Regions from separate parts of the Homo sapiens genome. Here region 1 is linked to region 2. A link is a loop called in an ENCODE intact Hi-C map of the cell type or tissue named here. Cell type or tissue: PC-9. All regions are shown on one strand. Each heading gives the region's core, and the rest is flanking DNA. Links, peaks and the distances in the headings are about the cores only.

Region 1 (5,394 bases), core at 193-5,192, 600 kb after region 2:
TCTCTTACTATTTTTTGCACAGATAATGTTACTGGCATTTGACATTATCCACTTATAAATTGTATAATGGAAATCATGTTTTTAGGCCCATGAATGGTTACATAAAATTATGCATAATTTAAATATACAGATTTGAGGATAAAATGTTTTTGTTATGTACTGGCCTGCATAACTCATACCTACAGATATGGATAAATTTTTATATTAAGTACATTTAAAGATCTTGCACAAATAACTGTAGAAAGCACCATATTTTTCAACAGTCTCATATCTATATTCCACCCAACACAGCAAATTTCTTAAATGTCTCTACCTATAGGAAAATCTATATAAACATACCTCTTACTATTTTTCTGGGTTACATATGTATGCTATCTAAAACAACTTTATAAAAAGCAACAATGAGTTTTCCTGCTTCAGATGGGTCATAAAAGTATACTAACAGTTTCTCATCTGATGCAAAGAATGAGATGCAAAAATCAACCAAATGCCAGTGGATTTAAATTTCACCTGTGCAATGGTTCCATGAAGACAAAACAAGTGACTGATGGAGAAATTGGGGGCTCTAGTGTGTTAATGTCACCTGACTTAATTGAAAGTTGTCACTCAACAAAGTTAATTTTAATATTTTTTCCTTGATACAAAAGTAACTTTCTATTATTATAAAAAGTTCTTACAAAAGAGAATATCCCTTTCCACCCATTTGATTCTAACAGTACTCAGTTTTTTCCTGCCTTTGGCTATAATCACAAAATTATTCTTAAGATAAAATTGTGAATTTAGATACAAAATCACCATCCCATTGAAATTATTTTTATCGTTTCAATTTCATACATGGAAATATGATATAAGTAGGTATTTTATAAATTATAAATAACACATTTGTTCTCAAAATATTTGATGGGCTAGACTTATTTCCACCCTTAAGCCATATATAATGAGAGCCTATTTGTCATTGACATGGAATAGTAGAACTAATAGGATCTGTAGAGGAGATCCAATCCAAGAAAATTTTACAGGAGAGGAAGCTGAATCCTGAATAAGTAAATTTGCTTGCTCAAGAACTAGTAAATCACAGATCCAAGACTGAAACACAGTTTTTATGACTTCCAATGAGGTATGCAATTTTTTCATTATTTATCTATCTGGATAGATTGATAGAATCCCAAAAACTCTTTCAGTGACACTTATGCTGTGACACTCTGTTGTTAACAGTCACACAAGGGACCTTAGCAAATCAGTCTCTAGGCTAGAACAGAGGCAACCAAAAGAAAGGGCTGCTCTCAGATAACATTCTAGAAACATGGAAAAGGCTATGCTTCTCCTTGCTGCCCCCATGCCCCCACCCCACAGGCACAATAAAAAGCAAAGCTTTGCTTTGCCAGTAAGTCACCAACTGCCTCTCTCAGGTTGCACCCAGCACTGAAATTCCCACTTTGAGTTTGGCCTGGTTATCCATACACTAATAGACAGAACTGGAGAAGACAGATAGATGTTTAATCTTGTTATGAAGACAGTCTGCATTTGACAGGAAAAAAAAAAGTGGGGGGAAAGAACAGAAAAAAAATCAGCTCATGATGGAAATAGTTTGATGGAAAAGAACATTTAAAGTTTTTAAAATGTACATAATTTCAGGACAAATTATACTAACCTTGGTAATCATCCAATTTTTCATTCATATAGTAGTTATATATTTGTAGCATGTTCTGGGACAACGTGCTATTCATAGCAACATCCTGAGAGGTACAACAGGGTACTTTACTTCTGACTTATAAGCCTTGAGGCTTTCATTATCTTGCCCCCATCCCCAAAGAAACAAGCATTACAATAAAAAAGTATTAAAAGGGATTGTAGCAATAGTCTATGTTTCTGAAACTAGACCAGTGAACTTCTTCAAAGACAGAAAAAGGTAATCCTTATATGATGTCACAAGCACAATCAGATCCATGTGGAGGAAGGTAAGATAATAAACAAATATTTGGAACCAATATAATGAGGGAGAAATTACAAAAATTGGAGCTGCCCAACAAAGAAACCCACTGTCTTGACAAGAGCTAAGCAACTTAACACTAGATGGTTCAGGCAGGGACAATATTGCCATCACCTGGGGGAAGAGGAAGGCTTTATTCATTGGATTGTAATTTAGTAAGTTTTAAAAATGCAAAATCACAGTTTTCTATACTTGCTTTTAAATTATCTCCTATACTGCGAAAATTGTAACTAATAATGTTCCAGTAACTTTGATTTGACAACAGATATTCTAAAGTCATTAGGACTTTTGGGCATGATTATTACTCTAATTAGAAGTGGCCAGGAAATGAGCGATGTGGCCACGAGCCACTACTACTTGAGCGATTTGACCACAGCTCTAGGCTTATGACTTTCCTGAGGACATGGAACTTTAAAGGATAAACCCTGATAAAGAATGATTATAAAATTATACAGTTGGTTCTCTTAGTTGAGAACTATTTTCTACATGCATTCTTTTCATCATCACATCAGAAAGTTAGATCCCTGTTTCCAGTCTATTTATAACACTATCCCTATCAGTTAATGCTCTGATTATCTGCAGCATGTCTTATATTGTTATGATATTATGTGGTTGGGGAGAAAAAGAATTGTTCCTCTTTTTCACTTTATTAAAAGTAATCTTAGAGTAATGAGAAAAGACATAAGTGACCACTAACTCTAGGCTGAGGAAAATCCAGATTTACTTGTATATTTGTGGCTCGGAATAAATTTTTAAAAACCCAACTGACTTTTATCATTTTCAAATTGTGTGACTGACCTCTAGTGGTCAGAATATGTCACTTATTGAGCAGAACCCACTGTCAATTAGTTTGTTTTATTGAAAAATTACTTTGAAATTTAGAGTCAGATATTGATATTTTGTATTTTATTTATGGTAGAACAATGCTTTTAATACTTTATACAGTATATCTGCATATGTATGAATCTAACTGGTGCATAGATGGCTATCAATTACATCCCAAGAAATCAATTTATGGAGAAAAACTCAACAAAATATTTGTCACTTGAGATACCTCACAAAAAAAAGACAAAATACGTCATGTACTTTGATGTTTCCTTGTCTGTACTTGAGCTAAATTACAAATTATGGTCCTAGAGACTCAGAATCATAGAGTACAAAGAAATACCACCTGAATCATATTCTTAATTGTCTGACTTCACATGGAGCCGTACCCAAATTATTTTAGAACTGTGTTAGCTCCGTAGAGTTTCTAGGTCTCATGACCTGTGATATGACCTTTGTGTCTTTTTCTCATAGATGGAGAATGAATAATGGGGACGTTGATCTCACAAGTGATCGATACAGTATGGTAGGAGGAAACCTTGTTATCAACAACCCTGACAAACAGAAAGATGCTGGAATATACTACTGTTTAGCATCTAATAACTACGGGATGGTCAGAAGCACTGAAGCAACCCTGAGCTTTGGATGTAAGTAAACTGTAACTTTTAAAAAAGGGCAAGCGTGTTTAGGTGAGTTCAGCAAGAAGAACAATCAGGAAAGGATAGTGAGAGGAAGGCATCATAGATGAGGTGGATCTTACAAGATGAGTGGACCCTAATTGTGTAATGGAGACAACAAAGCACCACAAGGCATACTATGAATGCACTTGAAACAGTGAAAGATGATGTTGTCAAATAAAGGAAGGCCAGCGTCTGAGGATCTTGAATGACTCTTTAAAAGTTAGCATCAGGCTGGGCGCGGTGGCTCACACCTGTAATCCCAGCACTTTGGGAGGCTGAGGCTGGTGGATCATGAGGTCAGGAGATCGAGACCATCCTGGCCAACATGGTGAAACCCTGTCTCTACTTAAAATACAAAAATTAGCTGGGCGTTGTGGTGCATGCCTGTAATCCCAGCTACTCGGGAGGCTGAGGCAGGAGAATTGATGGAACCTGGGAGGCGGAGGTTGCAGTAAGCCGAGATTGTGCCACTGCATTCCAGCCTGATGACAGAGCAAGACTCTGCCTTAAAAAAAAAAAAAAAAAAAAGACATCAATGGAAGCAACAAGCCATGTATTATCAAAGGGGCACTATCACCCCTAAGGGGGTGAAAATTGTCTTTTGGGGGAAGAAAATGTCACATATTGCAACATAATGTCTGTGACTCTTCAAAGATCAACCCAATATGACAATATTGTATTCCCTAATATTTAACTTCTAATAGTAGGAATAAATTTAATTATATTTTAGTTAATTTATTTTAAATTTAAATTACATGAAACATTTCTTTTAATTAGGGCTAATAATGAAAAACTGTGCTAAGCTAAAAATTAGAGGTTGTTTTGAAAGAAAATTTTACATTGGGAGATGAGTTGGACCAGGTGATCTCCAGTATGTGATTTGTCAGCACTTAAATCTTTTGCAAAATGAATTATAGGATGAAAACAATGTTTTAAGAAGTCCTTCATGGTAGGGTTTATCAGGAGGGAATGAGAAAGGTCCAGGAAGAGAAGTAAGATTAAATTAGTGTGGTGAGAGTGGAAATGTAAATAATATACATTAACCATAAGGAAAGAATTAACAGGTTGCATTGCACAAAAGGAAAGAAGACTGTACATTTTTTTTCCAAGTTATGTCTAGTCAGAGGGTAGAAACATTCTGTTCTCATTAATAATGGGATGGGAGCAAGAAAAACCAATTTCAAGGATGGCAGGAAGCATTTAAATGGTTGCTTCACATGCAGAGGTTATTTTGATATTGAGTTATCCAAGTTGAAATGTCAAGTAAGCTATTGAGGATAGGGATGGCATTCAAGTAAGACACCAGGCCTAGAGAAGTAGATTTGAAAAGTCCTCTGCAAAAAAGTAACACTTAGCATAGATGAATTTTCAGAGGTATACACTTTATACTGAGAAAAGTAACAATTCAATGTTATAATTTGGGTGCCGATCACAGGTTAGGAACAGGAAGAGAGGCAGAAAAAAATAGAATGAGTATCAGTAAAACAAATGAAGAACTGGAAGAATATCAAGGAATCAAGTGAAATGTAAGTTCCAAATACATAGAAAAGAGTAAAGAAAATTAGAACTGAAACAAACCCAGAATTTGAGAAGGAGCAAGAGATTGGTTACTTTCACGTTCCCTAATGAGGGTCCTGCCTTTCACCCTTATTCCTTCCCGATATCCAAGCCCTCCCTCAGGAAGAGAAATACCCTTCAAATGAGTCCATTCCTCTAAGTCATTCCTTCTTACTTACTTTCTTTGGTAGGTCCCTGGTTTGTCTGATTTCATTGTATTTCCAGATACCCTGACTGAGATTCTCCCTAAGTCTGAAACAAAAGTCTTCAGGATATTTGTGATTTTCAGGGTTGTCAGAATTCTTATGCAGGCTGCTCCCAATATCCATAGACTTTGAGCTC
Region 2 (5,394 bases), core at 150-5,149:
AAGTTGTGGACCACATTGATTCTCTCATGGAAGAATGGTTTCCTGGGTTGCTGGAGATTGATATTTGTGGTGAAGGAGAAACTCTGTTGAAGAAATGGGCATTATATAGTTTTAATGATGGTGAAGAACATCAAAAAATCTTACTTGATGACTTGATGAAGAAAGCAGAGGAAGGTATGTTTTGATACAACTTACAAATGCTTTTAAGTGATCCTTCAATACTTATGAAGTGACTTTTAATAAATGTAAATATTCTTATCCATAAGGGATGAGTTGAAAAATAGTATATTCAATTATAGGGACAGTTCAGAAAACTGAATTATATTTATTACCAATAAAATCTTGTATTCTAGATTCAGAAAATGTTGATTTGAGGGTTTGAATGCTGGCTTATTGAGCAACATAACCTCATCTGTGAAACCGGAATACCAACCACATCTATCTCATAGAACTGTTATAAAGATTCAAATAGACAATACATGGACCTAATTTACCAACATGTCTGCCATATAATAACAGCTGCAGCTTCATGAATGTGGCAAAAGCAGAGAGTAGATAACTTTCTAGTCAGATGTCTGGTAGTCTGCAGCAGTTCAGAATTCTACAAGTGAACGTAGGAATAAGTTTTTAAAATTCCAAGTAGATAGATACTAAGTGAATCTTTAAAATGTTCTCAAATTTCCTAGAGAAATATAGGATTGGTTAGAAAGGGAGGGATTAGAAATTATAGAAAATATTCCATTATTTTTTCACATCAAAACCACAAATTTATGTATCTCCTTAAATGTTGTTTTTATTTAAAAAATGTTTTATTACTTCTCAGGAGATCTCTTAGTAAATCCAGATCAACCAAGGCTCACCATTCCAATATCTCAGATTGCCCCTGACTTGATTTTGGCTGACCTGCCTAGAAATATTATGTTGAATAATGATGAGTTGGAATTTGAACAAGCTCCAGAGTTTCTCCTAGGTAATTCTTTTTGTTAATTTGAGAATAAAAATTAGGATGTAATTTTCTCCTTATAATTTAGAAAATAGATTTCATAATTATATTGTCATAGATTTTACTGTCTTCATATATTTGTTATAATTTTTGTATTTGGAATGATATATTTTAAAGGAATATAATATTACAGATCTGGAATTTGTTTTGCACATAATCATGTAGACTAGGATCAAGATGAGGATGAGATTATCATGGAAGCAGAAATATTTATGAAATATATCTTTGTATTTGCCTTAATTGCCAGGGATATGGGAGGCAAATAAGACAGTTTTCAGGTGAGTTAAGTGAAGCAGCCATATTTTATAAAATGACAGAATAGGTAAAGGAAGCACACCTCAGTGTAGCCATAGCAGGGGTTTTATGACTCAGTGTGACAATGCTGAATTCTCATAGAAATATTCATTAAAAGCCTTGAAATTAAAGTCAAAAGTGTTACATGGTGACATACTCAAATACTTTTTTTTTTTTTTTTGATATGCTGAACAATTTACATTTCTTGGTTCCGTGAATTCAATCAGTGATTTTCAGTAGAGTATGATGGAAATCATTGAATTCATGTAGCATGTTTAGGTGCTCATTGAGAAAAGGTGAAGTCATGGTAACCATGTTTCAATATTCTCATTTGTATCTTGACTTCCTGCACATGGATTTTTGGGCCTAAAAGATGTTTTTAAAACATGCTCATACACTTCAGAAGATGAAAAGTGTATGCATTATAACTACTTTGGGAAAGAAACAGTCAACATATGTTACTGTATGTCATTCTGTAGATTACATGTGTGGTTTCTCATGTCTCTCAGAATAAAAGCTAATGTCTTTACAAGACCTGCGATGCTGTGATCTGTCTGGCTCCTCGGTTATCATTTTTAAAAAAAGATATACTTTGTACAAATTTTTTTAATTGACAAGTAAAAATTGTATATATTTATGGTGTACAACATGATGTTTTGATATATGTATATGTTGTGGAATGGAGAAGTTTAGCTATTTAACATATACATTATCTCAAATATTTATGTGGTGAGAACTATTAAAATCTACTCTCATAGCAATTTACAAGTATACAGTATGTTATTATTAACTGTAGGCTGACATACTCAAGTTTTAAACATTCCTGAGAGTCATTGGGACAACTATGAAATGCATTAGATTGATTTAATATAAAGCATTTGAAGACAATTTTGACCTTACTTTGTTTAGTTTTTGTTGTTGTTGTGTGTATACATTTAATTTTAATCAAATTACCCCAGAAATAATGCCTAAGATCTGTCAGTCAGGACATAATATTATTAGCAAAAAGTTGTCCAAAATTTGAGACATGATATTTAAAGCTAAATAAACTCCTTTATACCCCTCTTATTGGCATTGATTGGGAAGTTTAGGTTGAATTTAAATGCTTTGGAACTCAGGAAGTTAATGTATTAGTAATAGTGGGTTAACATAAAATGCTGAATTGTCCTTGCTGAATCCTACATCTTAACCCCAGACTTCAAGGTATACAGGAAAGTACCAGACATGGTGCATCCTTCCTCTGAAGAAATCCCAAACTGTCAGACACAGATCCCTAAAATATTTCTTTTTCCTGCATTAAAATGTGTTTCAGATGAATGGACACGTTTTGAGTAGTGTATGTGGAAACGTCATTTACAAAGTCTGTTTAGTTGGCCAGGTGTAGTAGCTCACTCCTGTAATCCCAGCACTTTGGGAGGCCGAGGTGGGTGTATCACGAGGTCAGGAGTTGAAGACCAGCCTGACCAAGATGGTGAAACCTCATCTCTACTAAAAATACAAAAAAATTAACTGGGTGTGGTGGTGGGCATCTGTAATCTCAGCTACTCGGGAGGCTGAGGCAGAGAATTGCTTGAACCTGGGAGGCGGAGGTTGCAGTGAGCCGAGGTTGTGCCACTGCACTCCAGCCTAGGCGACAGAGCGTCTCAAAACAAAACAAAACAAAAAACAAAAAAGCAAAGTCTGTTTAGCTACCCATATAGGAAAATGTTTGTGATTACTCTCCCTTCTCTAGACCCATGTCCCATAAATCCATAAATCCCATGTTCATTTACAGAAAGCAGTCTAGATAGGAGTTTCTCAGTCTTTGAGCTGTTGCCATTTTGGCTTGGATAACTAACTCTTTCTTATCGAGGGTCATCCTGTGCACTGCAGAATGTTTGGCAGCATCTCTGTCTATCCACTAGATGTCAGTAGTATCTCCCCTTCCCTCAGATGTGACAATCAAAAATGTCTCCGGATGTTGCCAAAGATAAGGGGTGGGGTTGAATACCAGTGATTTAAACAAATTAGGTGTATCCTTCTAAAAACATTTTACAGGTAGCGACTCCAGCATCTTTATATTAGAGTAATCTGGAGAAGGTTATGCCTCTCTCAATTTTCCCTCTTTCCATTTTTATTTGTAGGGCAGCAATGCATTCAGGCTTTTGGTAACTCTTTTTCCCAAGATAGCAGTAACTATTATGCAGTGAGTAATACGACCCACCTTAATAGATATGAATAGACTTGTTTTGTGAATATATTTTAAAATATAAATGTATGGGATTCTGTTCATGCGTCTGAGAAGCCACAGGGTACATTTCCTCTTTGTGGAGCTATTTATTTTTCTGGAGAGCCAAGACAGGTATTTCCACTTCAGTGGTGTGATTTGAGGGGTTAGGAAAATTTCCTTGCCTTCAATTTTCTTTCCAACCTAGATGTCACAAATACATAATAGTAGTCCTTAACTTTATTTTTGTTTTCAGTCACCTGAAAGACATGACAATCCATACTCCATATTAATGCAGCGGCGATTCTCAAATAGAGAAGGGCTTTAAAAAATTAGAAATCTCTGCCGGGCGCAGTGGCTCATGCCTGTAATCTCAACACTTTGGGAGGCCGAGATGGGCGGATCATGAGGTCAGGAGATCGAGACCATCCTGGCTAACACGGTGAAACCCCATCTCTACTAAAAATACAAAAAATTAGCCAGGCGTGGTGGTGTGGGCGGCTGTAGTCCCAGCTACTCGGGAGGCTGAGTCAGGAAAATGGCATGAACCTGGGAGGCGGAGCTTGCAGTGAGCCGAGATCGCGCCACTGCACTCCAGCCCGGGCGACAGAGCGAGACTCTGTCTCAAAAAAAAAAAGAAAAAAAAAAAGAAAAAAAAAACAACTAGAAGTCCCTACTCCAACTTGAAATTTGGATGTATCTCCCTAGAGTATGTTTCTTCTCTATGCTGCATTGCAATTTTTCTTTGTTGTTGATAGTTGTCCAGATTGAGGGGAGGCAGAACAAGATGCATCTATATGTTTCCATCTCTCCGACCGATTCTCTCCCTTCCCCCTCTACTTGCTTTCTTTCTCTTTTCCCTCTTCTGTTTACCCGATTCTATTTCTGATTCCAGTATGTAACAGTTCCCTCTGAAGCTCTCTCAATACCAACAATCCTAACTAATGGTTTTTAAAAGTCAAATATTAAGTACTGGAGGGATAGAATGAGAGAATACCAAGACTGATAAGATGCAAATAATACTTTTAACATATTTACAATCTAATAGAAATACAAGACATGCTCAAATAAGTTAATTATTTTAATATACTCTCTCTGAGCATAAAATATAATTATATATGCTCATTATAGACATATAAAAAATAAATAGGTAGAGGCTTTCCATAGATGTGTAATTTCACCACTTGAAAATTACTATATTTCCTTATAGACTGTTTTGTGTGTATTCACTTATATCCATCAAGTGACTACATTTCAAGGCACTATATGAGAACCATAAATATTGTACAAACAGGATTTGCTAAATGTCGGTGGAGAGTAACAGTCCACGGGGCTGATCATGGTCAGTTTGTGAGGCAGGCCTCCAAACTCCTTGGGGATTGAGATGATGGAGTAGCAGAGCTCTTCAAGGGTATGGAGGCCTGAAGGTACAAAGCATGCTCAGGAAATTTTGGCTATTGCGGTTTGTCTAGAGCACTTGTTCTCAACCTTACCTGCTCATTACTAATTCTACTAAGTACAGAATTAAAAGAAGAAAAAAATCTAATGACCATTTCCTCCTGGGACTAATTAGATCAAAATCTTTGAACCCAGACATTAGCGTTTTAAAAAGCTCCTCAGATGTACTATTCAGCCAGGACTGGGGCAGGGAAAGCTACTGAACTCCAGCCTTGAGAATGAGAAGTAGAACAAGAGGAGAACTTTAAAAGGATTTAGGGGCCACTATATGACTATGGAGCTGAATTTAGATTTGATTTAGTAGGCAACGCGGAATAATTTGTTTCTGAACAGGAGAGTGACACAATCAAAGTGGAATGATAGGAAAATTAATTTTGCAAGAGAGAGAGAATGAGTTGGAAGTAAGGAACTCAGAAGGCCTCCTGGGACTCAG

Evidence for each region. Peaks named below come from ENCODE experiments on the same cell type or tissue, not always from the same donor. Only the 100,000 strongest peaks of a DNase experiment are listed, where the experiment ranks them.
Region 1: it touches region 2 in a loop (7-fold over the local background); 22 of 110 quality-filtered maps call a loop at or near these places.

The regions. Positions count from the first base shown.
Region 1 is chr12:40,918,967-40,924,360 of GRCh38, forward strand. CNTN1 (contactin 1) reads left to right here. Exons shown (of 24, transcript NM_001843.4): 5 at 3,290-3,462. Among named protein-coding and RNA genes, the nearest start is that of CNTN1, 230 kb to the left of the region's middle. In PC-9, for the core only: CTCF peaks have their summits at 2,802 (motif pointing left) and 3,007; no DNase peak of the experiment used is centred there.
Region 2 is chr12:40,322,337-40,327,730 of GRCh38, forward strand. It overlaps LRRK2 (leucine rich repeat kinase 2), which reads left to right. Exons shown (of 51, transcript NM_198578.4): 37 at 1-174; 38 at 824-970. Among named protein-coding and RNA genes, the nearest start is that of MUC19, 68 kb to the right of the region's middle. In PC-9, for the core only: CTCF peaks have their summits at 3,195 (motif pointing right) and 3,396; a DNase peak (open chromatin) is centred at 3,235; H3K4me3 peaks cover 1,357 bases; H3K27ac peaks cover 619 bases.